Regions from separate parts of the Homo sapiens genome. Here region 1 is linked to region 2. A link is an interaction called in ENCODE POLR2A ChIA-PET data of the cell type or tissue named here. Cell type or tissue: endothelial cell of umbilical vein. All regions are shown on one strand. Links, peaks and the distances in the headings refer to the core of each region. The heading gives the core; the rest is flanking DNA.

What was found. ChIA-PET counts read pairs that join two places held together with the same protein. Peaks named below come from ENCODE experiments on the same cell type or tissue, not always from the same donor. Only the 100,000 strongest peaks of a DNase experiment are listed, where the experiment ranks them.
Region 1: POLR2A ChIA-PET joins it to region 2 with 15 read pairs; 3 of 35 experiments call an interaction of 5 or more read pairs at or near these places.

The regions. Positions count from the first base shown.
Region 1 is chr10:14,538,615-14,554,835 of GRCh38, forward strand. The region is part of intron 2 of FAM107B (family with sequence similarity 107 member B); the gene reads right to left. Among named protein-coding and RNA genes, the nearest start is that of MIR1265, 110 kb to the left of the region's middle. In endothelial cell of umbilical vein, for the core only: a CTCF peak has its summit at 9,390; a DNase peak (open chromatin) is centred at 7,377; H3K27ac peaks cover 463 bases.
Region 2 is chr10:14,773,323-14,789,543 of GRCh38, forward strand. FAM107B (family with sequence similarity 107 member B) reads right to left here and starts at 1,575. Exons shown (of 5, transcript NM_031453.4): 1 at 931-1,575. The coding sequence starts at 1,341. In endothelial cell of umbilical vein, for the core only: no CTCF peak of the experiment used is centred there; DNase peaks (open chromatin) are centred at 8,599 and 9,639; H3K27ac peaks cover 2,928 bases.

The DNA.
Region 1 (16,221 bases), core at 4,024-12,023, 240 kb before region 2:
TAATACAGATTCTGGTGACACAGGTGTGTTTCCTCTAAACATTCACCCTCAATCAGTACACTTTTTTGGTGCATGCCCTCCTCTGCATGTGTAAGAGTACACGTTCAACAGCTATTAAAATTACTATCCACAAGTCACTTGGTTGCTGCTGCATAATGACAATTCTGTCATTTCATCCATAGTCCATGGGAAGTTATACAGCATAATGGAAAAAAGCATCAGGCTTGAAGACCACCCATCTTGAATTAGAATCCCTGGTTAGGTCACTCATCAATTATTGATTTTATAAAATTATTTAACCTGAGTCTTGATTCCTCAACTGGAAATCAGAGCTAGTACACTTGCATATGCAGAGTTGGTCTCAGCATTCTTGAAAACTCATGGAAAACATCTACCATCCACAGTACTTGCCCACGTGGCAGATGCTCAACAAAGTAGGCAAACAGTCCCAACAAACTAATTCATTACTCTAACTCTCCATTACTTAATGTTCCATCAACATGAAAGTGAATGACCGTATACCGCAAGTACACTAGTTTAAACAAAGAATAATGATGAACCCAATCTTGGCCTCTGCTCATTTTTCCAGTGTGGACAGGGAAGGGAGAAAGTGCTGTGGAAGAAAGAAAATGACTGGAGCAGGATCTCAGAGAGGCTTGTGCCAAAGTTGGGTACCCAAGACCCAGCTGGTATCTGTCAGAAGAAAGTGAGGCTGATGGTCAAGCAATGACAGTTTGGGCTGCTTTCCATGCAAACTAGCAAATTACTCCTGCAACTAAATTTCTTCAGCCTTGTACCTCCCCAAAGTCTGCATCTTGGCTAAAAAGAGGCATTTTCTATATTGTCCAAATATATCATGATCAAAGCCAAAGTTAAAAAAAAACAAAGCAGTTCTCACATAATCTAGTTTTGCCAGGAAGTTGGATATTCAAACAAACTTAGAAAAGACTGAAGACAAAATACAGAGAGAAAATGAAAACAAAAACAAAAATACTCTAGGGTGTGAGAACAAGAAGTCTCTAGATAGAAGAAAACTAATTTAAAATAAACAAAGATTCATTCAATTCCTGGCTCAGGGAAGGAGGTAAAAATGGCTTAAGGGGGGAATAAAATCCTTCAAGGGCCCACAGACAACTATAACAGCCCCTTGTCTTGGCAAGAGGCTGATCCTTGGTGACTTTTTTCACCCAGTTGAAAGTCCTAGGACTGCAGATAAGACACAAACCCTGCACCCTCACTTCCTCTACTCCTGTGCAGATTCTAGAATTCCCTGGTAGACTGCAGAACTACCCTCATCCTGTGAGTAGTACCTGGTGGGAGAGAGGAATGTCCCCTAGGTTCAGCCAACAGCAGCACATCTATGGAGAAACGAGAAGGGCGACCAGACGTCTGCCATGTTCACCATGTGGACGTGACACACAGGCAGAGCCTGCTCCACTCTGCAGCTCTGGGTGTCCCAGCCCTAGTCAGTCCCATCTGAAGCCCCAAAGCACAGAATGTTTATCAACCAAAGAGGTGCATTTGAGCTTATTCCTAGGGCAATGGCTGGGCCTGAGAACTATTCCAGAGAAATTTCACCCTGAGAAGGACCTTGGCTAATGTTCCCCAGACCAACTGCTACCTAGGAGCTGGCAGTGTCACTTGGCCTGTCAGGTGTTTTTTCTGGTAAGAAGTGCCTGTGCTTCTGGCCCTCAATGTCTGTCCCCAAGGGCTGTGATCCGTGGTCACTAACAGACAACAAATGTCATCCTTCAAATATTCACAGCAACAGCATGTTTCTATCCGCATGACAGTCCACACCCGGCAGGGTTTTCTCAGGCCATCCAGGGCTCCCTCCTTTGGTGACACTCTCCTGGGCCTCTCCTGGGTCTGGGGCTGGTATTTCCTTGCTGATGCGAAGGCAGCCCCTGGACCACCCTCCCTCTGTCCTCCCCCTGTTCTCCCCCAGCTTTCTGCCCACACTTCCTCTTCCCTCCCTTTAACGCCACCAGCAGTCCAGGCAGAGGGCCACAGCCCTGTCCTCTTCTCTCGATCATGCCTCTGGAAACCCCATACACCTTTACCCCTTCTGCTACAAGAGCTGTTTCTAAAGTGTGTGTGGAGATAGTTCCTGACTTCCCAAGCTCTGGCTCTGAAATTCCAACTTCGTACTGGAATGTTCACCTCAGAATCAACAGGTGTCAAGTTGAGCTCCCCTTTACTCACGATTTATTGAAGGCCTCTGAGGTGCCAGACACTGCCCAGGTGCTGGAAAGGACACTGAAAGGACAGAGCCAACCCCACCCCACAGGGCCTACACTGTAGCAGAAGTCATCCCAGGCGAATTTGAGTTTGAGCTATTGTTTCTCAAAAGCAACAGAGACGACAGCACACACACCATTCTTCCACTGAGAAACAATCCCTCGCAGTCTTCCCTTAACTTCCTTATTTCTCCCAAAGGTTCTATCTCACAGGTTTCAACCCTAAGTACAGAATCGATCATCAGTTCCCTTCCATAAACGCATCTGAAAATCGCCCCCTATCACCAGTCGCTCATCCCTCATCCTGGGAATTGTGCACTTGGCTTCTCCATGGCCTCCATCCCCTCCGGTTGCCTTTCCCTCTAATCCGGCTGCATCCTCAGTCAAATCCAATGAGCTAACTCATTTAATCAGATCAGGGCTACCAAGCCGAGCATCACTGGTCACCTCAGGAGAGGATGCTAAACTGCTTGGCCTTCTGTGGCCCCCTTCTCGATAGTGGAGTCCTCAATTACCTTTACAAATGTGTGGTTCTTAACTCTCTGGCATCAACTCTAGGCAGCCAGTACACACCAAGCCCGTGCACGTTCCCATCTCCACCTCTGCTTCCGATTTCCTCCTGGGCAGAAATCCCTCCTCCCCAGCCAGTAAAACTCCAGGCACCTTGCAAAGACCAGCTCACAGCCTGCCTCCCCGAGTCTTCCCGGGGCCTCTCCTCCGGAGACATGTCCTACTGTTTGAACTGCTGTGGAAGACTCCACTGGACGCCCCTTGCCTCAGGCACTTCCCCGCCTGTGGGCTAATTTCCCACGTTTCCACACTGTCTCCCCTTGAAGGACACAGAAGTCAATCTCTGCAGAAGGGAAAAGACCTCTGAGTGACTTCCATCCTCTCCCCTATGCTCTGGCACAATGGCTTGTACATAAGCCATACAAAGTAGCAGTGGCCTCACAGTGACTAGCAGACACAGAAGAGCTAGGAGAAAGCTGGAGCTGCCGACTCCTTGTGCCTCTGGCTGACCTCCAGAGGCCAGCAAACCTCTCATCTTACCTCCTATTGCCTTCCCCAGCCCTGGGCTGTATGTCACACTGTGTGCACCGTATTAAAACGTACTGAATGGGCCGGGCACAGTGGCTCACGCCTGTAAATCCCATCACTTTTGAGAGGCTGAGGCAGGCAGATCACTTGAGATCAGGAGTTTGAGACCAGCTTGGCCAAGTAGAAACCCCATCTCTACTTAAAAAAATAATAATAATAATACAAAAATGAGCCAGGCATCGTGGTGCATGTGTGTAGTCCCAGCTACTTAGGAGGCTGAGGCACGAGAATCGCTTGAACGCAGGAGGCAGAGGCTGCAGTGAGCCAAGGTCGCGCCACTTCACTCCAGCCTGGGCAATGCAGTGAGACTCCATCTCAAAAAAAAAAAAAAAAAAAAGTATTGAATGAACAGGATAATACGGGCGGTTTAGAGTACCCAAATGAAGGAACTCACCCCACCAAGTCTTCCCTGGCTCCTCCTCAGTGTTTCCCCTTTACACTCCTGCAGGACTCCATTAATACCTCTTGTAGGATACTGAAGTCTGATTCTATTAAAATTAAATTTGAAGTTGTCTTCTTTCTCATGTTAACCCCACAAAGGGAGGGCCTGACTCGCACTCAATTCTTAACCTCAGAAACATCTCAGTCACATAGTGGTCAGCTGAAACTGACCAGATAATGCTCACCTTACGCTTAGAAGGGCAGACATCAGATTTCCAAAAGGAGCCAAAAACTGAGTAGGGGAGGTCAACCCACGCTTTGAACAATTCTGTCTTCATTTGATCTTGAAAGAGCTCAGAAATAGTAAGACATAATCTTCTTAACACATACCAGTACAGAGAACCAAATACCCATTTCTCTAACCAACAGACGTGCTTTTAAGATGGCTCAAAAAAATCCTCACTAAAACTCCGTAACATTAATTGCTGTGTATCAACAGTGAGTCTTTTGCCAAAGAAAGATAACTTAGACTTTTGTCTGGTGAGAAATAGATATATTAGTACACTGGCTTGCATAAATATTCCCATGAAATAATTAGTTCATTAATATGCAGCACATTAATCTGCAAAAACTTCTAAGCAATGGAAATCCTGCCCAATTAATGGATTTCTTTAATAACTGATTGCCTTAAACTCATTGGCCTTAAAATTGATAAATTACACTTATCAAATAACATTTGATAGATGACTATTAAGTGATTTGGAGTTTCTCTCTCCTATGTAAAGTAGCTTGATGAAATCTGAAATTCAAGGACTCTTGATTTTACCAGCAAAGCACGTTCTGTGGTCTAACAGTGTCACCCAGTGGTAAAAGGCACAGTTTGGTGTTCAGGGGAGCTGTTGCTTTTTAAAAGAAATAACCCGTCATACGTGTTTCTTTACTAAAAGGAAAAGAAAAAAAACACTTTTTTGAATTGCAAGAAGAAAACTAGTACGTAAATTCTAAAAAACATGACTGGCACAGAAGTGAGCAGCTCTTCATCCAAGGCCACTCTGAAGCCTTTGGAGACCACTCAGGAAGGAGCATGCAGTCCTGAGCTCGGCCTCCTGAGCTCGGGAGAGAGGCACGGTGGTGTAGGACCCGTGACTCAGGAGCAGTGCAGGAGGAGTTGAAATCAGCCCGTTCTCCAGGCCAAACGAGAGACCACAGGCCACCCTCGCTCTCAGCTGCACTGTGTCCTTCCTGTTTTGCCTGTCTACCATGCAGCCACAATTCTCTAAAGTTCAGCACTTCCAGAAAAAAGAAACAAAAAGCAGCCAATTCTGTTCCAAGGTTCACTATCTGATCCTAAAAACTTTAAAAAAAAAAAAAAAAAACCAAAAACTCTCATATGGTGAAGCTTAACTGAAATAATAAATTATTTAGCTTCCTTATCTGCAAAAAGAGAAGGCTGTGCCAGATGACCCTTGAGATCCCTTATTAGTGAAATGTTCTGATAATAAAGAAGAGTTTGGCTCACCTGCTGGTCTCCACCACACAGGTTTATAACCAAGAGCCCTACAGCTCTTGTCCCACCCTGAGGGCCTGACTGACCTGTGGAGGGCCCCACCTTTCGCCTCCATTCACTCACCCCTGTTCCCAAGAACCACTGACTTCTTTACATGAAGCCTACATTGAGTAAGTTTTTAGGTACAGATGCTGAATTACCCAAGCTGTATCCACCCTCACTCCAGGCACCCCGAGGAGAGACTCAACTGCTTGGCCCAGGGTTAGAGAGGCCCACACGGGAAGGCAGAGTGGAGCAGATGTTATTTAACCAAAAGTCTGTATCCTGGGGCTCCCAGCTACCACAGTCAAGAAACACATTTTTAAAAAATCAAGACCCTTGAACTAGCAGCAGTAGTCACCCATACCGTATACGATAAATAAAAGTAAGCCAATGTTTATTCTTCTTTGCATAAAATCACCTATACCAACACTTATACATTACAGCATCATTCAGTTAATTCAAGTCTGAATCCCAGAAACTCTCCTGAAATCAAGCCACAGTTCAGCCCTATTCTTCCTAGTTTTTCCTGACATACTTTTGCTTACTCTATAAATCCACGGATATTCTTCTTGCCTACTCCCACCAAAGCCCAAATACACGTGAAAAAAGTTAATCATGAAGTTTTTCTTATTCCCTTACATTTAGAAAATCAGCATCTACTCTCATAGACTACTTGTAAGAAGACAAATTTCTGCTACTCTCTGAAGAATTTGTTGGCAATGTGTAGCAAAAGGCCTTACCGTGAAACACCCTTGAACGCAGTAATTCCACTTTTAGGAATTTACCCTAAAGACATCAACAGAGATGTAGACAAGTGTACACAGAATGATATTTATTCCGGCATGGTCTATGATAGCGGAAAAAATGGAAGCCATTTAAATATCTAATAATGGAATACAGTGCAGCTTAAAATCATCCATTATTAGAATAAATAATGAAAGGGAAAATATTCACAAGGCACTAAATAGGAGAAAAACATTAGGCTCCAAACAGTATGCCCTTTACTTTGGAAAACAAATGCCTACGTGTGTGTCTGTGTGTACAAATGCACAGCATGGTGATCCTCAAAGTGTCATCCCAGGGTCCGAGGCATCGGCACCATCATGGAATTAGTTAAATGCAAATATCGGAGATGCAGTGAGTCAGTCTCTGGGGGGTGGGCCCGGCAACCTGTGTTTTATCATGTTTGCTAAGTGTCACATAACCTTTGCAGTAGACATTAAATTTATTCCATCATACAGATAGGGAAATTAAGGCCCAGCGAGACTAGGTGACTTGCCTAAATCTACAAGGCTAATTAAATGGCAGCTAGCAGCATCATGCAGCTAGCTCCAGAGTCCATGCTCTGAGCCACTTTGCTACAGCACCTCTCTATTTTAACTCTCCTATTTGGACGTGTGCTCTTTCTGCTAAATTAATGGCAGGATGCATCCCCCTGTTGTCTGATCACCTTCATAGTGGTTTAGCGCTTCTGTTACAAAGCTATTGATCTGGGGGCTGGGGGTGTCCTGGGCTCTATCACTAACATCCCCATTAATATATCTCTTGATGAATACCTGGTTGACATCTTTGAAGGCTAAAAAAAGATATTTAGATCTAAGTGAACATTAAATACCAGCACACATAAGCAAAAACTTGAATGCCATCAGCAATGACATGCAGCAGATACTGACTAAACACACAAGGCACCTGTTGCCTGCTAGAGGGGAGAGGCCATGTGGCAATCCCATGCACAGCTTCCAAACCACCTGGCCACCATCTTTGAAATTATACAAGTTTTGATTGACTTCTTTTCCTTTTTTGGTTTTTGCATGATTTCAAAATTTGCATGTAACAGAATCCTTATTTATATTATGTTATAGTCACAAAATTAAAATTGGTAAAATAAAGTTATCACACTTAATTCCTAAATTGCAAGTTCCTGAATAAAGAGACCTCCCTTGGAATTTTTCTCCTATGTTATTTTCTGAGGAGAAAACACCTCGGTCATTCATCTCAGGAAACTACAAAGAGGATGGACTGAGAAGATGGTTGATTTCGGCCTAATCATTCCTGAGAGGAAGGAAAATACACAGACCACGAAAAGCTTCCTGCTGGGCTAGCTTTCAAAGCCCTCAAACATTCCTGTCTTCAAGAGCTGACTAATAATTCCGTAATATTTATGACCTGGCCCAACTGGCCAAACAAACTAATACTTTCAAAAGAAGAGACTATCTTCAAACAGACTTAATGACAGAAACTTTAGAAGGAACACAGAGACCAGGTGTTCAACTTCCTCATTATGACAGATGAGGAAACTGAGGCCCAGAGAGATGAAATGACTAAGTTAAGAGAGTGGCAAAGACATTCTGGACCACACAGTGGCAAAGCTCGGACTAGGACCAAGATTGGAGTCTGGTCCACTCTTCACTACCCAACACTGCCTCTCACTTCTGACTGCTTTGCAAATTTTCTAAATTGACTGTCCACATTTTCTACTGATCTGTGGGTGTTTTGGCACCGTGAGTAACACCACCATTAACATTACCTCTGGATCAGTAACTGGATGGCATCTTTGAAGACTAATATGTTTCAACTGTAAGTACACTTTAATAACAGCTCGACAGTTTTATCTGCTTCTATAGCTGATCACGTTTTAAGATAGTACAGTCGTCATGATGATTTTTAAAGCTTCTCAAGCTAGGCGAAAACTACCCATCTGCCTTTTTTAAAATTTGCATTATTACCATTGAGCAGCTACAATGTTTAAAAACCAGTGACTGCTCAGACACGGTTATTTAGACATCCTCTAAGTCCCTACTTCCCACTGCATCTTGCTCCATTAAAACCTATTCCTCAAGCATCAGCATTCAGAATGAAATTAAGTAAGTTGGTGAACAAATTAAATTCAACCCTACCGACCTTCAAAGTAAAGACCAGTCTAATTGACAACCTGACCCCCATATTCCCATCAGAACATAATGAATGCTCAAAAACGGACACAGATGGGCCCACATTACTACCACAAAAATAACCAGATGCCCCCTTTTCTCACCAACATGTATGATTGCAAATTCTTTACTGCATGGCCACTCTAACTCTACTTTAATCTCCTACCTCCTAGATAAAAGTTGTTGGATACCCAATCACTGAATTGTTTCTGCCTCCTGGCCACATCCAACCCAGATCTGGTCCCATTTCCCTAATTCCACCTTCAAATCACCCAGTCCAACAACAACCCCAAGTCTGCCTTTCCAAAATAGTCCCAGGGTTCTTCTGGGTACACTGGCCCCGGCAGAAGCAAGCTAAACGAAGCCAACTTCTGTATAACTACACGTTGTGTTCCTGGTGGGTTTTGGCTGATGAGATTCGACACTGTTGTCTGAAGTCACTAGTAACGTATGGCAGAGTAGAAAGAACCTTAAATAAAAGGTCCACAAACCTAAATCCTGACTTCACTTCTCTGGGTTTGTTTCCTTACTGGTAAAATGACAGCCAGTCATTCTATCATTTTGTAAGTTTTTCATCTCAAATCTCCGTATATTGGCCAAATTGTGGGTCAAACAGGTTTGTTTCTACAGAAGAATATGTTCTAACTTCCAACCACTCACTCACTACAGGTTGAGCATCCCTTATCCGAAACACCAGAAGTGTTTCAGATTTCAAAGCTTTTCCAATTTTAGCATATTTGGAATATTTCTGAGTATCTACACTCTGAAATGCTCCGGTGAGCATTTCCTTTAAGCAGCATGTCAGTGCTCAAAAAATTTTGAATTTTAGAGCATTTCAGATTTCAGATTTGGGATGTTCAGCCTGTATTTCACTTTTGAAATACTGAATTAGTTAAGGGTTTGTCTGGAAAACTTCATTTTTCACTCTTAAAAAGAAAAAAGAGACCTTAATGCCAGAAACAACGGTAACAATGATGTGTTTTTTCTGTAGGCTTAAAATGTTCCATAATTAAAAGAATTTAAGTTGGCTCTTATTTGATTTCTGCTTCCGCAATGAAAACTGAGCGTGAGGACAGGGACACATCTCTGTCTGGGTCTTTGGAGGATTGTCTGTCTCTAACCAAACCCTAGAGAACAGCTATTTCCATGGCCCCGGCCCTTTTAATTAAAGTCTGTTTTCCCACTTCCCTCTCTTCAGACCACCTGGTGGGCTTTCTGTGAACAACCAATACGCAGGCTTCGCAGGGAGGACACCAAAAACAAGAAAGGAGTAAAGCAACAGCTGTCAGCAAGACCAGGACCCACAGCGCTCGCTGGTTGAGTTAACCTGGTTGGCTGAACCAGTTACTATGTCTCCTACGGGGGAGCACAGGGTGGGCCTGAAGATCGAGAGGGGAGCAAGACGTGGTCCAGGAGCTCCCTGCCTGGAGGAGAAGAGAGCAGACGCGACAGACGCACCCGAGGGTCAACAACTGGGAACACGGACACCCTGGGGGTCCAGGGGGAGGCACAGGGAGGCCTCAGGGACCAGATGCTCTTCCGACTGCACCTCCTGCCAGCTCCAGGGGAGGTACTTGTGCCCTTGTACACAGGTCTGTGAGGGTGCGTGGGGCGTAGGTAACAGCACCTGGCTGCAAGTAGCTGGAAGCGCAGGGCTCCTCTGCAGTTCACACGAGAATGCTGGAGTTGGCCCAGGGCTGCTTCATCGCTTGGAGGTGGCAGGAGGAACCTGGGCTCTTCTCCTAGCCCTGCCTCAGCTGCCCCAGATACACATGGGAAGAAGGGAAGGCAGAGACAGCCCCTGAGGAGGGCTCTCTCCAGCTGCGAAGGCAGGCACTCCCAGAAGCCCCCGGGGGCCTTCCTCCATCGCCTCATTGGCCAGAACAGTGTCACATGACCACTCTAGCCGCAAAACGTGCCAGAAAAATGCAAATTGGCATCCAGCAGGGAAGAGGGGATGGCAACGGCTGTCAGGTGGACAATCAACCCTCCTCTACAAGTACACATGCACACGCACACACACGCACACACACACCGACTGAATGCTGAGTCCCCCCAAAATTCCTATGTTGAAGCCCTAACCCCCAAAGTGACAGTATTTGGAGGTGGGACCTTTGAAAGGTAATTAGGTTTAGATGAGGTCATGAGGCTGCAGCCCACATGATGGGATCAGTGTCCTTATAAGAAGAGGAAAAGAGACCAGAGCTCCTTCTTTCTCAATCTCTCTCCCTGTACTCTCCAGCCTCAATGCCATGTGAGGACACAATGAGAAGACGGCTGTCTGCAAGCCAGGAACCCAATCTGCTGGCACCTTGATCTAGGACTTCTAGCCTCCACAAGTGTGAGGAAACCAACATCTATTGTTTAAGCCACCCAGTCTGTGGCATCTGTTATGGCAGCCTAAAGAGACTAAGACACATACAAGAGTCAACTGCCTTCAAAGGCAGGCCATCCTCCTGACAAGGGGCTTGCGAGGCCCCTCAGTTAACTACTCTGGATCCCAGCTCCAAGCTGAAAGGGAAACAAGAGCAATCGGAGTTTCTTAGAAGTGCTGAGTACTCGCAGCATCTATAATAAAAGCTGCAATAAGCAATAAAGATGAGAGAAGTTTAGGCCTTTTGGCCTCAGCTTTTCCATTTATGTGAAGCCTCCCTTTTAAACTAAGGGGGCTTTGGCAAAAGTTTAAATGTAAACACATTTGTAGTGAGTGTGGGTACTGGAATAAGGGAGTAAACTACACTGCCTCTGAACTTTCCCTGATTCAACTCTGCACATTAATTCAACTCCCTCTGGAGGCTTGTGGTTCCAGGACGCCAAGCCTTGCCATTTTCCCACAGGCTGCCCTGTAGAGTCACGAGTAAACAAAAGCAGGGCAACCCCAGCTCCATGAGACCGTTCATTCACCACCGACAGTGATCTCAGTCACCCCATCACAGCACACCCAAACCCAGAAACTCGAAGTGATCTCCCCACAGGACTCAGCTGAAGCCTTTCACTATCTGTATGGACAGTAACAGACACAGGAAAACTTAAAAGCTGAATGGGAAAATGACCGCATCCTGCAAGTGAGCATCCTACTTGGCAAACAAGGAACACAGAATGATGAAAGCCTAAAAACAAAGAGCTCACTGGTAAATACCCAGACATCGGGTGCCACATGTCTATAGAGCATAACAACCGTTTTTCTTACGGGAATGGAAAGGAGGCTGTTTTAGAAAATATTCAACATTTCAAAAATTCATCTAATTCTGGAGTTAAAAGAGGCCTTCGAGAAATACCACTTCATTTTAGTGATGAGGAACAGAGACATCAGTCATAATCCAGATCCTATAGAAGTGAAGTGATCCGATTTATCTTGACTCCAACAGGATGCTTTTAAGGATCATTTAGGACTACTGCAGTAATCTCATGTCTACTTTGTAAGCGTCCATCCTCAAGTCAATTCTCTGTCTGTCTCTCTCAAAACAAAGCCTTAATAGTCACTCCTTCCCCACTACACAAGTCTGTGAGAACAACCACCACCTACCACTGAGTCTGCAGCTCTAGTCCTCGGCTGTCAGGTATGAGGACTTTTGCCCCAAGAACCAATACATATCCTCCATCAAGTTACTCACTCTGGCAATTCATTGCATTGCAATCAAGTCTGTTACTACCTAATAACTCTATGGTCAAGTGATGTTTGCCCAAAGTCTCAACACACCATCGAGGGATTTAAATCCTACAGCAGCAGTATGACTCAGGGAAAGAACAGAAAAAGGTGGCGTGGCACCCCTTAAGTAAATGCTCCACCTGATACGAAGTCCACATGAAATGGAGAAATCGGCTTCTTTCCCTGAGTTACCCAAGTTGTCATGCTTTCATTTCTTTTGTTGTAACAGGATTCATTACCCAAGAACCCAGCATCCTATCAGCTTTGACTTCACTCACAGCTCTTATCACAAAGGTCAGAACTTTTTTTAACAGTACCTTTTTCAAGTTCACATAAATAGGAGCTACTGGTTACTTTAACTAAATGAAAAGGACAAGGACAAAGGACACGTTAACATACTCATAATGAAAACTTGTCTTTTACTGACAGCTGGTTATAGAGGAAATCACTCATCACTTCGAGAGGAACAATTGTAAAATAATTATGTAACAAGAAAATACAGATCATCATAGCTAACTACTTCCTTTATGCCTTAAAAAAATTAATCTGAACAGCTTAATTACAGTAGGATAGTTTTACCTCCTTAAATGGATTAAGTACTTAAAAATGTAGCACAAAGGCCATGAAAAATGAGACAATTCTTTTAAAAGTTTTCCGAGGCAACTCAGAGTTGAAAGAACAAAATCTAAAAGTCATTCTCTACATTTTGGTTTATAATTTTGTTTTGTTTTGTTTTGTTTTTTGAGATGAAGTTCGGCTCACTGCAATCTCTGCCTCCCAGTTTTAAGCGATTCTCCTGCCTCAGCCTCCTGAGTAGCTGGGACTACAGGCGCCCACCATGCCCGCCTAATTTTTGTATTTTCAGTAGAGACGGGGTTTCACCATGTTGGCCAGGCTGGTCTTAAACTCCTGACCTCAGGTGATCTGCCCGCCTTGGTCTCCCAAAGTGCTGGGATTACAGGTGTGCGCCACCTCACCCGGCCGATAATCTTACAAATGTCAAACTGAGTAAGATTCCAATTATTTGTGAGTATACTTTATTCAAGATTTTAAAATTCAGTTTATAGTAGAAAGTACATAAACACAGTGGTACATGGGACATGTTAATTAGGAAGGACACTATTTTCCTTTTTTTTTTTTTAAGGACACTATTTTCCTAATTTCATCTATGAATCTTTAGAATTGAAGACATAAACCTTATTTTCCACTTACAAAATGTATTAGCTCTGGAAAAAAAAATATCTGTATTACCATTACTATAAATCATTATACCTGATAACAACATATTATCACCAATGTTAAGGAATATCTTTTTCTCCTTCTATAGTTTAATCCACTGAAATGCCAGTCTCAATAGTCCCTATTTGTACCTTTCTGGCTTTATCAAATTCTCCCCAGTTCTCCCCCAAAAAGGCTTCAGAACCTTCTTGGTGGCCTGTGACACTAGCTTTTCATATTTCAACCCTACAGCGGTTGGACTGTGCTTCCTGTCTACTTTTGCCACACATTTAGCCTCTCGGAGACCTGCCTTCTGTGACATATGGTGTAGTTCTATTGTAAAGGATTGTGAACTATTTTATTTAGTGTAGAGAAAAGAAAAATGACAGCCTTAGAGAAACAAAACATTTTTAATTTGAAAAGGACGGTCTGTGTGATCACATCTACTCTGTGTAATTGCCTGTGATAACCGGCATGGCTATGTGTGACCCTCCCACCTAGAAATGATGCTTGGGAAGATCTTGGTGGGAACCACAGAAGGAAGGAGGATGTTGCAAAACATTGCCACTGTGATGACCAAAGTCCTGAACCCTAAAATGGGTCACGGTGAATCCACTCAATGGTGATGGAAATACAGCTAAGAAAGACTCAGTTATAAGCACTTTCCTTCTCTGCACAATTAGACTTGCTCTAAAGAACTCAGATAAACTTTCTAAAATATCTCAGATCGGAGGCTTTCAAACGCACTTTATCTATATACAGTGATCCACTACCCACACACACCCAACAATGAAAAAAAAAAATGAAGTCAACGTTTCCAGGAGAAATACATAGCCTTTACAACATGCTGTATACTGTGATAAGTTCATTATTTTGGCCAGGCGTGGTAGCTCACGCCTGTAATCCCAGCACTTTGGGAGGCCAAGGTGGGTGGATCACTTGAGGCCAGGAGTTCGAGACCAGCATGGGCAACATAGCCAAACTCCATTTCTACTAAAAATACAAAAATTAGCCAGGCACACACTCGTAATCCCAGCTACTTGGGAGGCTGAGGCCCGAGAAAAGCTTGAACCCGGGAGATGGAAGGGTTGCAGTGAGCCAAAATCTCACCACTGTACTGGGTGACAGAGTAAGACTCCATTAAAAAAAAAAGTCATTATTTCACTTCGTTGTAATGCTTGTTGTGACCCACTAAACTAATTTTATGACCCACTAACAGACTGCCTAGCAGCTTGGAAAATCCTGCCCTAATTCACTTACTTAAACTTGCCACAGTAATTTGGCAGCTCTCTTGAGACTAGCGAAAGCACACAAAAACGTCCAACAGCAATGTACATTGGATGAGCTTGCTCTATACCACCTGTCATGATCTCTTCCAAATGGGAAACATTTAAACAGTTTTATTTGGGTTAATATTACTGATAGTAAGACATCATCTTCTCTTCCACCTAATCTTTAAACTACCTTCTCCAATTGTTAAAAAATAATCTCAACTCTTTTTACCTGTGTGTGAATGAGGGAGAGAATACAAATTAAAGATGACTTCAATAATTATATCTGTTCACAGGTAAGTTTTTCCCCTACATCATGATGAAAGCTGAGGAATAAAGATGACCGAGACAGTAAATTTCCCCACACTTACTAAAATACTTTGTAAAGCAGTTCCAACAGTTTCTCTATCCACAAAATTAGTTTCAACTGCATTCTCCTTTAAAAAAAAAACATAGTGAAAGTCAGTTAACAAGTTTCTTAATGCCAAAGCAATCATTCTATCTGCATAATTTTCTAAGAAGCTGAACAAAATTCCACACCCTTAGCTCAAATTAACAATGGGTAAGAAGGAAGTTCTCTGGTCCCTGGTACCAGGAACCAGTCAAGGGCCATTTAACCCCACCACACAGGAAACTGGGCAAAAAGAGTAGGGGAGACACTAAGAACTGAGGCACTTTTCATACTGACCAAAACAGATGAGGCAACAGTAATAGTATGACTCGCAGAAGGAGCCCAAGCTTTAGAGTCTGAGAAACTCAGCCCAGCTCTGCCACATATCAGCTGGCCTTAGTTCAGCAGCAAAAACAACAAAAATAATTACTTAACTAATATTAGCTTTGAGCTGGGCAGTCCTAACTGCCATTATCTCAGTGAATTTTTACAACACTCTGAGGTAGGTTCTGAGGGCCAGAGAGGCTAAGAAACTTGCCCAAATTCATAAAATTCATAACAATTAATAATGGGAGGGCCAGGCTTCAAACAGGCTGACTCGTTTTAAAGCGGTTCAGGGGGCTCAGGTAGCTTTCTGAGCCCGTTTTTCCTTGTCTTCACCTCCCAGGCTTGCTGCAAGGTTTGCCGCCTCTGGCCCATCCTAAGAGGCTCACTGCCACACATATGTCATATATAATTAATGTATAGTAGATATGGACTCACCTGATCACAGGCATCTCAGATAAGCTGGCCTCGCCTGTTCAGAGAGTTAGAAATGGGCTTTTTCTTTATCTCCTTTTCCTCTACCCTCCCACTGCCTTACTCCACAAACACACCTCCCCCACGAATACTTCCCACCTACCTTATGGCACTGCAGTTCACAGCACTGCAGGCATGAGAAACATGACACCCATCATGAGTAGGTTTACTAAAGGAAGGGAGGTGAGTGCTAGCATTGCTCAGACAGGGCAAAGGTGCCAGGTAATTCAAAGCCAAGACAATGACAGTCAGAGAGTCATAAGGGCCGGAACTCAGACTGGGCAGGAGGAATGAGCTGGGAGAACCATTAGATTAAACTTATTTACCCAACAAGGTCTTTGCCACCCAACAGAAGGGAGGCAGGAGAGGGATGAAGGCTGGTACTGCTGGTGTGAAATGGACTGGACCAGTTGAGACTTGGGGATCTGGTACAAATGAGAGGGGCAGGGTCTCAAACATGCCAGGAGTTCTGCTTAAGGCAATAAATAATCTCACAATGGAGTGTAGCGTTGCATAAACATTGGTTTTGGAAACAGGAAGTACCAGCACCAAGCAGCTAATAAGTTTCAACAGAACATTTCAAAACAGGGTTACACTGTCCCTTTCTTTCCTGTGTAAGGTAGATGACAAATGCTATCCCCTCCAATCCTCTACCAAAAAAGTGGGTGAGCAGAAGCAGCGATGGGTGGTCAATGA
Region 2 (16,221 bases), core at 5,605-13,604:
GCCAGACCAAAAAATAATTTGTTAAACGGATGTGGAAAAATGATTTAAAAAATCAGAATACTTTAGTGATGGATCCCCAAAGACTTCTCAGTTTTTTAAGTCTGGTCCTAAGCTACTTGGCTAGGAAATGACCAAAAATGGTCAAGAGATATCTTTGGAGTGTACCTTTTAGAAAACCTTTCCTCTACACTGCATCTGCAAACTGGGATTACCGGGAACTTTGAAATAATTGTACAGCTCCATCTAATCAGAATACTCAACAATTAAAATTCACTGATGCCAAAAATGGAAAGAAAATAAGTAAATAACTCTTAAGAGCAGTGGCACCATTTTTTTTAAATAACTTCCTCCTCCTGCCTTCAACTCTCAGAAGATTATCACAAAAACATCCATATTATGAATAGTTTTATAGGTCAGTTCCCTTCCGTACCACTAGGCATACACTGATGATCATTTCCAAATTTTTCCAGACTGCTTTGATATCATGTGATTCATTTTAAGTAGAGGCAGTTTTGTGAATTCCCTAGCCAAACTTTTTAGATTGTGGATTTTCATATAAATAAATTGACAGACCGGTGGGGGTGGAGGGGGAAATAGAAAAAGGAAAAAAATGTTTTTGTAAACTATCTTACTCCTAATCTGTTATTGAGTGAGCCATTTTTGGCTCTAAGGCACCCTAGCCCGTTAATTCAAGGTTACCTTCGGTCATTGCCATGGCTCCAGTGCTTATTATCATTGCCTCATCCACATCTTTTGAGAACACTCTGAGAATCTACACGGCTTTAACACACTTCTTCGCACTAGTGAGAACGCCCGCAATGCCTTATTCAGTAAGGTTAAATGAGTTTGTTTGCTGAAACATTCGCCACATGATCCCAACGCTCCTCCAGCTCCATCCCGTCTATAATCGCAGAGCGAACACTCACTCACCTTGGGCGTGTCAATAATTGATGGTCTGGGGATGGAAGCGTGAAACACCACTGCTTCACAGTCCGCCCCATCATCCAGGGACCCGGGCACATCTTCAGGCGTCTCCGCGGGCTGGGCCGCAGTGCGGTGACTTGAATTCCGATTCGCACTGCCATTTCTCTCTGCATGGGTGCTCGAATCTTGCCTTTTCTCTGGAGCTCCTTCTGCGCTTGGGTGTCTTGGCTGTCTGCCTGCTTTGGCCACAGGCTGCACACGGACGGTGGAATGAGTATCAGCCACGCCGGACTGATTGAAGGAAGCACTCTCCCTCGTATTCCCAAAACAGGCGAGCAGAGCTGAGCACGGAAATGGATGCATGCTTCTAGAGGGAGACTTCAGTCTTTTGGTGAGTCTTGCTTTCCACGTGGACATGACTTGCAGTGAATCATTGCAAAGTTCAAACGGGGCAAGGAAATTTTCCAGGGGTCCACATCACCTCCACTTTGCTTATAGGAACTCTTTCCAATTGCCCGAAGAGAAGAACTTGCTAGTGGTTGCCCCTAAATAGAAGTTGGGATGGCAAGGCCACCTTCCCTGAGAGTCACTTAGCCGCTGGGGCCCCTTTGAAAGTGTCCATCCTGGGCAATTTCGCGCTCTTCCTTCTGTGATGCTGTCAGTGGCTAAAGAAAGCTGTTGGGGAGGCATGTGAGTGGCTCCGGTTACAGTTCCTAGGCAGGGCAGACGCTTCAGGGTAGGGTAGTGCCAAGTCAATAGACAATTGCTTCAGGTTACCTAGGAGGCATAAAGATAATGTAGCCTGATAGCATCTGCCATAATAGCGTCAGCCTGCGTATCAATAACATCATAACAGCAGCAAAACCTTCTTTGGTTACCCCCCTTCAAATATTTATTCCCCCAAACAAAACAAAAACGACCCAGTTGTCCATCACAAATGAAGACCCCTAGAAGGGCCACGACCCTAGCAGCTGTTTCATTATTAAAATAGGAGGTAGACTCAATCTTTCGCCTGGAGAGATGCGGTGTGATGTGTTTTCTGAATCTTTCTGGACTTTTCGGGATCTTTCCGGAATCTTCCCGGAATCTTCCCCCCACCCTCAAAACAAGTTTCCTGGTTTCAGGATCCACATTGCCTTTTCTGATAACTATAAATAGGTCTTTGGTAATTTGATTTTTTTTTTTTTACTAGCTAGGCTAAGTTCTTGATTAGTTTTCAACAATACCAAAAAGAAAAAAGAGAGCCCTACATTAACAATTATCCTTATGTATTATGTTATTATGTGTGGAGGTATTATGTACATGTGAAGTATTCTACCTATATGGTATATATCACCTACTTTCAGAAAGTAACTCCTTTTTGAACATAGATCTTCTGTTTCTCAACACATTAATATGTGAATGGTGAAAAATAATAAATTATAAACATATTCTAAGACAATTCAGAATCAAGATTTTTCCTTAGCCAACTGTCTGCTAGGAATGTTATAGAAATGTAATACTGTAATGCTTTTACCGTTAATAGTGATTTTAGGGTCAAGATTTCTGGGCATGTTACCCACTCTTAATTAATTTGTTTGCTCTCTCTTTTAATTTAATGTCAAGATGTGCTCTTTGGCCCAGACAGGTGGTAGTTATTATATTATGGCACTGATTCCCGTTTTACAGAGGCAGAAACCAATTCTTTGAAATTTCATGTGACTAAGGCAAGTTTATGCCACTAAGAAGGGCTTGTTGGGTGCCCGAGATCCCTGTTCTCCTATCTGTCCTCTGAGTCTCATTCTATCTAACAATCATTTTATAGATGTAATGGCCATACGGGAAATATTGTTCTAAATGGACAGTCATATTCATAATACAAAAAGGCAGATATGGCTTTAGAATGAGTGGATATGGCATCAAATGCACATTTTATTTTAGTCTCTACTGAAAGTTAGAATATAGAAAGCTTCCATTTATTTAGAGGTTACCGTGTGGCAGGCCCCGTGCTATCCAAGCTGTTTCTGGCTTCCCAGGGTTGTGAGCTCATTCTTTTTTCATTGTGTCCCAAGTGCAAGCTGTCCAAATTCCCCACCCATAAGAAATCAGGGGGTTCAGGTTTCTACCAGGGTCCCCCCTCCCAGATATTCCTGGAGACCCCTCGGAACTGCACTTTGTCTCCCATTTGACTTGGTTGCTACAGTCCACTCGGGTCGGGTCGTGCCATGCTGTGCCCCTCCAAGCACACGTATAGTAAATCGGGGCTGTGATGCTGCATAAGACATTTTTGAAGGCTTGGAGGTAACAGGAAGGGATTTAAGAAAAGAAAAATGCACTCTTACACCTGGTTTCATTCACTCATTCATATATTCATTCAATTATGTGTCAAGCCCCTTTTGGAACAGAGAGTCAGCAGTTCACAGTGCAGCTTGCGAGCGGCCACATTCAGGAGACCGCTGAGGAAGAAAGCTCAGAGCCACTTTCTAGGTCTGCGGAGGCCCTGGGCTTGCATCCGGGCTCTGAGGACCACCTCTCCTCGCTCAGTGGGTGTGCTCAGAGGCACGCATGAACTCATCGGAGTTCCAGCACTGGCCCGCTAAGAACAGTAGACTTTCTGATTAGTGTGTTGCTAAGTCTGACCTAGAATAACACTCAGTAACAGGCCATGGTTATTGAGTGTTTGGTATCAGACATGAATCTCAGCAAATTAACTCATTTAATCCTCACAACCCTAGAAGAAAGGTGATATTATTATTCCCATTTTTACTCATTAGAAAACCAAGACACAGAAACTTAAGTAACTTGCCCAAGGTCACAGCACTGCTTAAGGAAATGAGAAAAGGTGATGAGTCCAGCAACCTGGCCCCAGAGCTCATACTTTTCTCAGTATGCAATCCTGCTTTCCAAAAACACACATGCACGTGCACACACACAGATACATACTCCAGAGAGGACATTTCCAATGACCTTGATCCAACACTCTACCTCTAAGAAGTTATTTTGTAATGACGATCTTTAAAAAGTCAGGAAACAACAGATGCTGGAGAGGATGTGGAGAAATAGGAACACTTTTACACTGTTGGTGGGAGTGTAAATTAGTTCAACCATTGTGAAAGACAGTGTAGAGATTCCTCAAGGATCTAGAACTAGAAATACCATTTGACCCAGCCATCCCATTACTGGGTATATACCCAAAGGATTATAAATCATGCTACTATAAAGGCACATGCACACGTATGTTTATTGTGGCACTATTCACAATAGCAAAGACTTGGAACCAACCCATATGTCCACCAACAATAGACTGGATAAAGAAAATGTGGCACATATATACCATGGAATACTATGCAGCCATAAAAAAGGATGAGTTCATGTCCTTTACATGGACATGGGTAAAGCTGGAAACCATCATTCTCAGCAAAATATCACAAGGACAGAAAACCAAACACCGTATGCTCTCACTCATAAGTGGGAGTTGAACAATGAGAACACATGGACACAGGGAGGGGAACATCACATAGCAGGGCCTGTCAGGGGGTGGGGGCTGAGGGAGGGATAGCATCAGGAGAAATACCTAACGTAAATGACGAGCTGATGGGTGCAGCAAACCAACACGGCACATGTATACCTATGTAACAAACCTGCACGTTGTGCACATGTACCCTAGAACTTAAGGTATAATAATTTTTTTAAAAAAGAATTTATTCTGTAGATATACTTGTGCATAAATGTATGTCCCAGAATGTTCGCAGCACCAGAGTTTGTAATCACAAAATTAATTGTTAATCAATAGAAGACAAGTTCATATATAAGAAAACATCTGGCTGGGCGTGATGGCTCATGCCTGTAATCCCAACACTTTGGGAGGCCTAGGTGGGAGGGCCCTTTGAGGCCAGGAGAGTTCAAGGCCCGTCTGGGCAACATAGTGAGCCACCGTGTCTACAAAAAAAAAGTTTTAAAAATCAGTTGGGCATGGTGGTGAGTGTCTTAAGTCCCAGCTACTTGAGAGGCTGAAGTGGGAGGATCGCTTGAGCCCAGGAGGTGGAGGTTGCAGTGAACCGAGATTGCCCCACTGCACTCCAGAGCCTGGGTGGCAGCCCCTCGCAAGCTGCACTGTGAACAGCTGATTCTCTCCAGAAGGGGCTTGGCACATAATTGAATGAATAAATGAATGAGTGAATGAAATCAGGTGTAAGAATGGATTTTTCTTTTCTTAAATCCCTTCCTGTGACCTCCAAGCCTTCAAAAATGTCTTGTGCACCATCATATTTTAAGACTCTGTCTTAAAAATAAAAAATTTAAAAAACGCAAAGAGATCACAAAGCATCACAAGACATATGAGAAGAACTGTTACCGGAAAGGAGTGGGGTACTGATCCAGACCCCAAGGGAGGGTTCTTGGATCTTGCACAAGAGTTCGGGGCAAGTCCACAGAGAAAAGTGAAAGCAAGTTTATTAAGAAAGTCGAGGACTGAAAGAACGGCTGCTCCACAGGCAGAGCAGGGCACTCCTGAAAGCAAGAGGAGGAAACACCTTAGGTGCAATGCTTGTTCATATTATATATAAGCCCAAAATCATGAGGGAGATGTACTCTGCTACAGGGGCTTATGACAAACAGTTGTTAACCTTGGTGTAACTACTGTCTTCTGCAAGAATCTGTATTATTATTTTTAAAGAAAAACTTACTCTTAAACCAAGAATGTTTTTGTTCTTAAGATATCGGGACATCAGGACATTTCCTGGATCTGTTATTTCCCGGGTCTGTTAAGTCCTGAATCTCTTCAGTGAACTTTATTAACTTGTTCCCTTAACTGTAAATATCCTGTTGACTAAGAATGCCTCACCTCCTGGGAATCCAGCCCAGCAGGTGTCAGCCTCATTTTACCCAGTCGCTTTCGAACCAAAGTGACTCCATCTTGAATAGGGGCTGAGTAAAATGAGGCTGAGACCTGCTGGGCTGCATTCCCACTGCATCTTGAACAGTACTGCCTATGACAGAACTGCAATATAAATGACAACACCCAAGGTAAACAAAAGAAAAGATCCTAGCCAGGAAGAAAGAGGGAATGGCAGTTGGACAGGCAACAGGGTCTGTCACTCAGAGGATGGTGCAGGTGTACCGTAAGTCACAATGCAGATTGATTCTGAGCAAAGATCCTGGGGGAGTGTAAGAGGGAAAGAATCTTAGCAGCTTGATACCAGCAACATTCTTGTTGAGTGTCACATGACACGGATCCTAGAGAATTTTAAAACATTAACTCACTCTGCCCTAAAAAACTGTTTACATAGTCGTAATCATATAAATGCCGTCCAATTTTCTCAACTTTCAGAAGGAATATACAGGCCAACAGTTGCATATGATGGCTCTCAAAAACAATTTGGCCTCCAGACAGATTTTGTTTGGCTCATGACATTTTTTAAAAATGACTGCACAGCTCTTAGGCCACAGGAACCATTCTTCTCTGTATCTCTCATTAGGTCAGTTCCCAAATTTCTGCAAACAGGACCCCGACGACATTTGAGTTTAATGCCTCAGGTGGGTAATTTCTTATTGTAGGGTACCCAGCATTCTCTCCCTTTTCTTTTGGTAACAGCATCCTGATTTCCTCTTTGGAAACCCCTTCAGTGCTTTAGGTGAGGCTTTAGGCCTGGTTCCAGGGGAGGAACCTGAGATCAGGGTCAGGTAATCAGCCTGCCCTTATTCCCTGTTCAGGGACTGGAGTGAGAACACATGGTTCCAATCAGAATAAATCCCCAAACGGGCTGGACACAGTGGCTTACGCCTGTAATCCCAGCAGTTTGGGAGGCCAAAGCTGGCAGATCACGAGGTCAGGAGTTTGAGACCAGTCTGACCAACATGGTGAAACCCCATCTCTACTAAAAATACAAAAATTAGCTGGGCATGGTGGCGCATGCCTGTAATCCCAGCTACTCAAGAGGCTGAGGTGGGAGAATCATTTGAACCCTGGAGGCAGAGGTTGCAGTGAGCCAAGACCCGCCATTGCACTCCAGCCTGGATGACAGAGTGAGACTCCGTTAAAAAAAAAAATCCCCAAACAGGACTACTTGGAAGAAACTTTCTCTTCTTCCCATTGGATTTACTGGACTTAAACCTGAGAAAGGGAAGGGAAAAGCAGCTGCCAATATCTTGACTCCTTGGGGGACACTCACCCAGGCTGCAGCCAACACAAAGAAGAATGTAAGAGCTGGAGAAAGAGAACCTGGGTCCTGATAACATTTTTGAATGAATCTTTACCTGAGGCTGAAGCTATCCCTACATATTGCTGCTTGTGTTGTAAAGCAAATAAATTTATTTTCCTGCTTCACCGGCTTCAAGTTGAGTTTTCTGTCACTTTCTACTAAATGAGTCCTAATCAATATATCACTCAGGTGTACCAGCAAATCATGGAAACCTTCACCATGGTTGCAGAAGAGAATGAAAATTTTATCAACTTGACAGTGGCAAAATAAAGGGAAAGCTGAAAGATTTTGAACGATAGGAAGGTTGTTATGGAGGGGGTGATATGAGCAAAGGGAAGGTTGAGTTTGCTAATATTCTTATATTTCAAAGTCAAACGATGCTTCCTATGGTTGATACAAAAAGCAATCAAGTTTTAAGTGTGGTGTTTGATGTTGCAGAAGTGACAAGGGGAAAACTGGAAATAAAGATGGAACAGTGTTGGGAGGAGATGGGGTGTAGTAAGTAGCTAAACGCTCATCTATCTTATTAGAAAATCAATAGATAATGTCTAAAGTTGACAGATAAATAGAGGCATAAGCATATTAGTTAGTGGGAGAGATATCCATCTATCATAGAAAAATGTCAATAAATAATATTTTAAGTCAATGAATTAAGAAACAGAAATATAAACATATGATTTATATTACGGTGCTATCTATCAAAAAAAAAACTAAAGACAAACAGTTATAAGCAGTTGCCTTTAAGGAAGAAGAATGGAAATGAGGCAGAAGATGATTCCTTCTATTATAAACTCTTACGTATGTTTTATATTTAAATCATATAGAAGTATTACTTAATAGAATTTTTTTAATTTAAAAGGAATAAAGTCAACTTACATGGGGCAATATGAAAAATTGCCAGGAAATACTTTGAATGACAAAAGCAAATTGAAAAGTTAAGCACATGTGGATATCTAAAAATATACCCATATAAATATATACATGTATGTGCTTACTTTTATGTAGAAAAGCTTCAGAGGAATGTCCAAGAAGTCTTCTGCCTCCGGAGAGGGGACACTAAAGGTCTGATTTGGGAGGAAGATGCTTTTCATGGTATACCCTGTTGTACTGTTTGAATTTTGTTAACCATGTGCAAATACTAACTTTTCTATTAGAAAAAAATAGCATGGAAACATCCCAAGGTGACAAGGCACCAACATGCTCAGTTCTAGGTGAGGTCTCAGATGAAAATCAAGCATGTGGCACCAATGATCTCTCCAAAGGGGAGACCAGCAGAGCGGATCTCAGCCATTCAGTGCCTCCATCAGGATGCCTTAAGAAGATTTGTCATTTTCCATAGAGAGCGCATAGAGAAAGCACTATCACTGGGGCCCATGTCTTCAAACATCATTGATTGAGAACTCACTGCAGAGCAGGTTCTGAGTCAGGTGCTACTTGGAGTGAAATAAGCCAGGATCCTGCTCTCTTGGAGCCCAAAGGGCAGTAGAGCACATGAGTGAGTGTGGTGAGTGCAGTGAGGAAACCCGCTGGCTCCTGGAAATAAGATAATGACCCAAGTCAGGAAGCCCGGCTGATCTTGCATCCCCTTGTTTCCTGAGTCTCACTTTCTCTGTGGGGATCCCGCTAATCGCTTCTGCCACAGTGGCCTCGGGAGGCACTGCCCTCTGCCTTAAAAATCCAGCCCAAGAAAAGGGACACAACTGCCCCTTCTGCACAATTCAGCGGATAATCATCTTTGGTGCATGACCAGACTTTGCTGATTACAAAAGGCAATTATGCCTCTCTAAAAAAAAGTTTTCTTTTTGACTGTTTGCTGGGTAACATCATTGTCGGTGCCCCAAAGCCCCCAGGTTATTTGTCGCAGGGTCTTCCGGGGCTTCCGGTCTGCCGAGTTCCTGTTCAGCATCTGGGTAGCATGGACTGTCTTACCCCTGTCAAGCCCATCTAGATAGGCCGGGCGCGGTGGCTCACGCCTGTAATCCCAGCACTTTGGGAGGCCGAGGCGGGCGGATCACAAGGTCAGGAGATAGAGACCATCCTGGCTAACACAGTGAAAACCCGTCTCTACCAAAAATACAAAAAAAAAAAAAAAAAAAAAAAAATTAGCCGGGCATGGTGGCATATGCCTGTAGTCCCAGCTACTCGGGAGGCTGAGGCAGGAGAATCACTTGAACCTGGGAGGCGGAGCTTGCAGTGAGCCGAGATCGTGCTATTGGACTCCAGCCTGGGCGACAGAGTGAGACTCCGTCTCAAAAAAAAAAAAAAAAAAAGGCTCATCTAGATTCCTTAGAATCTAGGCTTAAGCGATAAGGCCCTGGGTTCCCTCGCTCTCCTAAGAGCCACCTTGCTAGTCATTTCCTGCCCCAAGATGATTAATGCTGAGAACATCCTCTGCCCTAAGGGAAGACCGACCTTTGCTCCCAGGCCTTAGCCTTGGTACCAGCAGGACAGCACGCACAACGGAGTTCAGGAGTCCCACATCAGTCCCTGAAAGTAACAGGAAGCATCATTTCTTTCTCAGTGTGGAGGAAGGAAGGTCACCTAACCAAGACAGGAGGGGCAGAGGAAGGGGCAGGAAACAGATCTGGGGTATAAGACCCAGAAACACAGCAGTGGTTGTAGATAAGGCCAGGATCAGTGCCATTGTCTGATTTCACATCCTCTCCCTTCCCCTATATTTACACTCATGCACTGCGTAACAATGTTTCAGTGAACAAGGGCCCGCATACATGGCAGTGGTCCCATAAGATAATAATACTGTATTTTAGGTTTCGATACACAAATACTTACTTGTGTTAAAACTGCCTGTAGTATTCAGTATAGTCACATGCTGTCCAGGTTTGTAGCCTAGGAGCAATGGGCTATACCCTATACCCCAGGTGTGCTGTGGACTCTACCATCCATGCGATATTTGTACAGTGAAATTGCCTAATTTTACGTCTTTCAGAATGTATCCCTGTCGTTAACCAGCACATGACTATATTTTTAAATCAAAGTGAACTTAAAATGGGGATTCACTTCCATTTTTTTGGTAAGGATTTTTTTTTTTTTTTTTTTTGAGATGGAGTCTGGCTCTGTCACCCAGGCTGGAGTGCAGTGGCACAATCTCGGCTCACTGCAACCTCTGCCTCCTGGGTTCAAGCGATCCCCTGCCTCAGCCTCCCATGTAGGTGGAATTACAGGCACCCGCCACCATGCCTGGCTAATTTTTGCATTTTTAGTAGAGACAGGGTTTTGCCATGTTGACCAGGCTGGTCTCGAACTCCTGACCTCAGGTGATCTACCCACCTCAGCCTCCCAAAGTGCTGGGATTACAGGCATGAGCCACCACACCCAGCCTTTGGTAAGAATTTCTCCAACATTTCTGAGGTCAGTGAAAATGCCCTAATTGTGTTGCAAAACTAGATTTGACTGTCATCGGGTTTGCCTGGAAGCAAGACTGCCCTGCCTTCACAATCTGGAATTCTCTTTACTCCTCTTTTTAATCCTCACACTGAATTCCCAGCTGATTACAAAATTATCTTCCTTCAGGAAAAAGAAATCAAAAGCTTTTCTGCTTTCTACCCAAAAGTACCGCTGAAATGTAAAGGGCTGGTGAATCAGGTAGCCTAAGAAAAATACACCTTTCCTGTCTGATGCTCAGCAATGCCCCAAGCTTCAGGACTCTACTGACATCATTATCACTTCTTTTTTTTTTTTTTTTTTTTTTTTTTTGAGGCAGAATCTTGCTTTTTTGCCCAGGCTGGAGTACAGTAGCACACTTTTGGCTCACTGCAACCTCCGCCTTCCAGGCTCAAGCAATTCTCCTGCCTCAGCCTCCTGAGTAGCTGGGATTACAGGTGCCCACCATCACGCCCAGCTAATTTTTGTATTTTTATTAGAGATGGGGTTTCACCATGTTGGCCAAGCTGGTTTTGAACTCCTGTCCTCAAATGATCTGCCTGCCTCAGCCTCCCAAAGTGCTGGGATTACAGGTGTGAGCCACCATGCCCGGCCATAGACATCATTATCACTTCTACTAATACTTCAGAGGAAATACTGATCAGGTTCCTATTTAGCTTCCTTCAATGGACCCTTGTCCTTTGGGTGGATTCAGAGACCCCCAGATATGCCCACTCCCCATCTCCTGTCACTATTCTTCTTGGCCCACAGCCTGCATTCGGGGGGGTGTTCAGCCTCCTGGGGTGGCCGGAAGAACAGGCAGCCAAAGTCGAGGCCATCCCTGGAGAGTTAATAAAGCCAGATAGAATTCTATCCTTGGGAAGGTGGCTAGGCCATGTCATTGCACAATCAGTACGATGTCTTATCTGCAAATAGTGTCCAGCTGTCTACAAATTTTTGCCCCAGTTGTTTCAGAGTGAAAAAGCATCTGCCTTAAGCCACATGCCCTGTATCCTTTCCCAATAGCTGCCCCTTGGCAATGTGTTGTCCCATATTCACATCCCACCTGCCCTAGGACTTCCAGCCCATTGCATTCTTCATCCTCCCAGGGCCAAGTGTGCTAACCATCCTTGCCTTCCTGTGTGACACACTATGGGCAAGTGGTGACGAAGGAATGAAGAGAGCAGGTCCTATAGCAAGTTGCCCACAAATGAAAAATCTTCATACTGTATTAATCTTTAAAAGTAGATTATAAAGCATTATATATGATCTCATTTGTTAAAGAAAGAGCCATTAAATTTTAAAGAAAAAGTGAATATGATTCCTGATACAGGTCAAAGCACTAATCCAAGTTCTAAATGACTCACGAGTAGTAAGATAACTCCACTAAAATAACAGTGAAATCATTTAAAGGGTTTAAAATGATAATGACAATGAGGGCAGAAGAAGAGACAATAGAGGACAATAGACATAAATGGAAACTGGAAAGGGAGCAATAACAGACTTAGCTGAATGCAACCTGTGCATCTGCAAAGAATACAAGATGAGAAGCACATTGCTGAACCCCACACACTCTCCCACTCTTAATGTTTCCCAGAGCCTTAGAAATCGGAAGCACCAGGTGATCTGGAGGTCTGGGGGTGTGGGGGATCATTTGAAAATTTACCAAAATAACAGTTAGACACTGCTCTGGTTGGAATGTTTATGTATCTTGTTAGGTGCATATATGTTCATGATGATTATGTCTTCTTGCCCTTTCTAGTCTTTTTGACAGCATATAAGAGGAGTCTTATATACTGTTCCTTATTCTGTTGAGTATTAAAATTGCTTCCCAAGTTTAAAGCATGATGTCTTTGGTTACTTGCACTAGACACATTTGAGATGGTATGTACTTCTTTTTCGTTTTGTTTTGTTGTTGAAATAGGGTCTCACTTGGCCACCCAGGCTGGAGTGCAGTGGCATAATGACAGCTCACTGCAGCCTTGGCCTCTCAGGCTCAGGTGGTCCTCCCACAGCCTCCCAAGTAGCTGGGACTATAGGCAGGTGCCACCGTGCCTGGCTATTTTTTGTATATTTTTTTTTGTAGAGATGGGGTTTCACCATGTTGCCCAGGCTGGTCTTGAACTCCTGGGCTCAAGTTATCTGCCTGCCTTGGCCTCTCAAAGACTGGGATTACAGGCATGGGTAAATACCATGGTTTCCAAATACCATTCTTCAGTAAAAGAAAACAGAGCACTTTGGAGAAGTAGTTGAGGCAAAGAAAACACAAGATGAGCCTGGAGGCATACTGTGGTGCCAGAAAGTAAGGAAGTGCTGAGAAAAAAAGAACAGGAATAGAACCATGTCAAAATCCAACCCGAAAGAATTCCCAGCGACCAAAGCTGGAACAAATTAAACAACAAAACAAATTTTTTAAAGTATAATAATATAGAATTGGCCAGGTACAGAGGCTCACGCCTATAATTCCAGCGCTTTGGGAGGCCAAGGTGGGTGGATCACTTGAGGCCAGGAGTTTGAGACCAGCCTGGCCAACACGGTGAAACCCCATCTCTACTAAAAATACAAAAATTACCCAGGCATGGTGGTGGGTGCCTGCAGTCCCAGCTACTTGGGAGGCTGAGACAGGAGGATCACTTGAGCCCAGGAGGCGGAGGTTGCAGTGGGCCAAGATCACGCCATGGCACTTCAGCCTGGGTGACAGAGTGAGATCTTGTCTCAAAAAAATAATAATAATAACATAGAATTATAATCCAAAGAATGAAATCAATATTCACAAGACCATATTGATTTAAATAAATACATGGGGAAAAAGAGGCAGCCCTTTATTACAGAAGAATATAAATAAGTAAAGATAGAAATAAGGAAACTAGAAAATCACCATTAAAATACCACATGGACTAAGGATAATTACTATGGAACAAAGAATTATAATTCCCCAAAGGAAAGGATTGTCCACTATAACATTTATGCTTTCCCAAGGCAATATATTTTTGTTATTGTGTCAGTCGGGGTCTAAGTGTCAATGGGGGTCTCAGCAGGCAACAGATGTTACCTTCACAGTATTATATTAAAGGGAGCTTAATAAGGGACTATGTACAGAGAGGTGGGCAGGATTAAGGGAACCCATAAGGGAAGGTAAAACATCCAGACCCGTGGGTCTGAAAGGTCAAGGTGAGGGAACCTGGAACCCAGAAAGAGCTGGAGCTCTAGAAGCTGGAGCTCATTGGCATCTAACAGAAGCAGATGAGGTGCATTGAAGAGAAATGAACCCACTGCCAAAATTTCAGCAATACAAGCAGGGAATGGGAAAAATGAGTACCCCACATCTCTCCCCCCGCCCCCTGATCTGTTGATACCTCTCGTTGCTCAAACCCAAGACAAAGAGACAGAGGAACCCACTGATACAGTCCACAGAGGTCAGCCTCTGGGATACAGAGCAGGGCGAGAAGCGTAGAGAATGATTTCAGAGGGACAAATGGAAAATACGTTCACATGAATCGGGGGAAACAACCATGAATTTTAATTTTACGTATAGTGCTTACGTAAATCGGAGAAAAAAATTTAATTTTAATTCCTGTCACATAGGAAAAAAAATTTGACTTGGTGAAACCCACAATTGTCCTGATGGTCTCTATATTTCACTTTTGGGACAGCAGCATTTCAAAAAAAAAATTATTGCAAGGATTTTTAAATCATATTATTTCCTAGGTTTTTTCTTGTACATCAACCATACTGCACAATGAGAACTGATATTGGCATAGGCATAGATGATTACGGAATCCTCTGCAGCTAAGAGAAAAGTATGCTCTTCTTCATTCATGCAGGAAATGGACTAAAAACACATTAAACATTTTGACAATGAAGATCAGAAGAGAATAGCTTTTTATATTTACTCACAGTAAACCAAAAAAAATTAAAACTTTAAAACAATTTCTTGAGCAGAAATTTTTTTTTGTTTAGTTTTAGACACAGGGTCTTGCTCTATCACCCAGGCTGGAGTGCAGTGACTCAATCATAGCTCAGCACACCCTTGAACCCCCGGGCTGAAGCCATCCTCCTGCCGCAAACTGTCAAAGCGCTGGGATTCCAGGCGTGAGCCACTGCACTCATCTGAGCAGAAGTTTACTATCTTTATCATATCAAGTTATCCTCACCCTTTATCTCATGATACTATCCCCATTTACTATCCCCAGCATCCTCTGATCCTGATAGGGTAGCAGAGAAAGAAAGTCATTTGTAGAGGAAACTGAAGCAATGGCCGACTTCGTACCCTATGGACAGTAGCAAGCTAAATCCAGAAGGGAATAAAGAATGTTTTTGAGATTCCTCAATAGATTGCCATCTGCTGACTAATCACATTTCTGTATAAGCTTGTTTCTCTGACTGTGCCTCTGAATGATAAAACAAGCATGTTTGGGGCCATGAGGACGCATTTCAAAGAGTAGCGGGCTCTAACTCAGAAGTCTCATATTCTAGTCCCAACCCTGTCACCGTGGAGCTGTGTGACCTTGGACAAATCATGGCTCTGTCTTGGCTTCCATTTCTTCCAATGGAAAATAAAAGTCCAGGTCTACACTCCTGCTCTCAGGCCACTCTGGGAGGGTTTCTCTGTTAGATATCAGAGAGTTACGTATATTATTAAATAACCTGTAATTAACAAAATGATATCCAGATATTTGGTGTGCAAACACTGCCCTCAATTGCTGTGATCCATGAGAAACTTGAGGAATTTGGATGTGTGTAGATCATCAGATGCTTAAGAAAGGCTTCAGAGTGACCAATGGACCATGCTGTGCATGGAGAGTCACGGAAGGGTGCATTGTCAGGGATGGTTCTCGGTTTGTCCAGGAGCTTCCCCTCCGGGAAGCTTTGCCTTCAGAGGCTCCTATTTCCCTTGCCTAGGAAGAGGCTGCCAACTGCTCTGTCGACTTCCCTAAGACCAGTTCATTCCACCCTCAATATTTGAGCCCAGAGTGCAGCAACAGAAGCCCTCTTGCTTCTTTGCCTCTCAATAGCCTTGGCTTTCTCTCCTTTGGCCTGAATTAATCGTACTAACCAGAAGCATATTTAGGGGCCTTTAAGACTCAAGCAGCCTTAGGCCAGCTAACAGACACAGGCTGTCAGTGGATGCAACCAGCACCTATTAGATTTTCTCCCAGTTCCCATTTCTGTGTTCAAACACCCTTCTATTCACTGCCTTCCTAAAAGCGATTTTCTCTGGATATTGGAGGATGACTGTATCAGTTTCCTAACCACCAGTTATGTTGGTTATGATAGCAAAAGAAAGAGAACTCAAGACAAAATTGTTTCATCAAAATAAGGAATTTGTTGGCTCACCTGAGGGAGTGTAAAACCAACTTTGGGCAAGATTATAGATGGGGCTGAAGGATTTTTCCAGATTTTAGAGGCATGAACACTGTTGCCAAATCTCCTAAGAGAAACATTTATTTAATATAGCTCTGAAGGGTTAAGCTTCTTGGAGCAGGTGACATCTAGATGGAATCCTGAAAGATGAGTAGGATAAATTGTACGAGAAAAGAGGGAATTGGGCGACAGAAGTATATTAGTCTGTTCTCACATTGTAGATAATGACATACCCGAAACTGGGTAATTTACAAAGAAAAAGAGGTTTAATGAACTCACAGTTCCACGTGGTTGGGGAGGCCTCACAAACATGGCAGAAAGTGAAAGGCACGTCTTACATGGCAGCAGGCAAGAGAGAGAATGGGGACCAAGC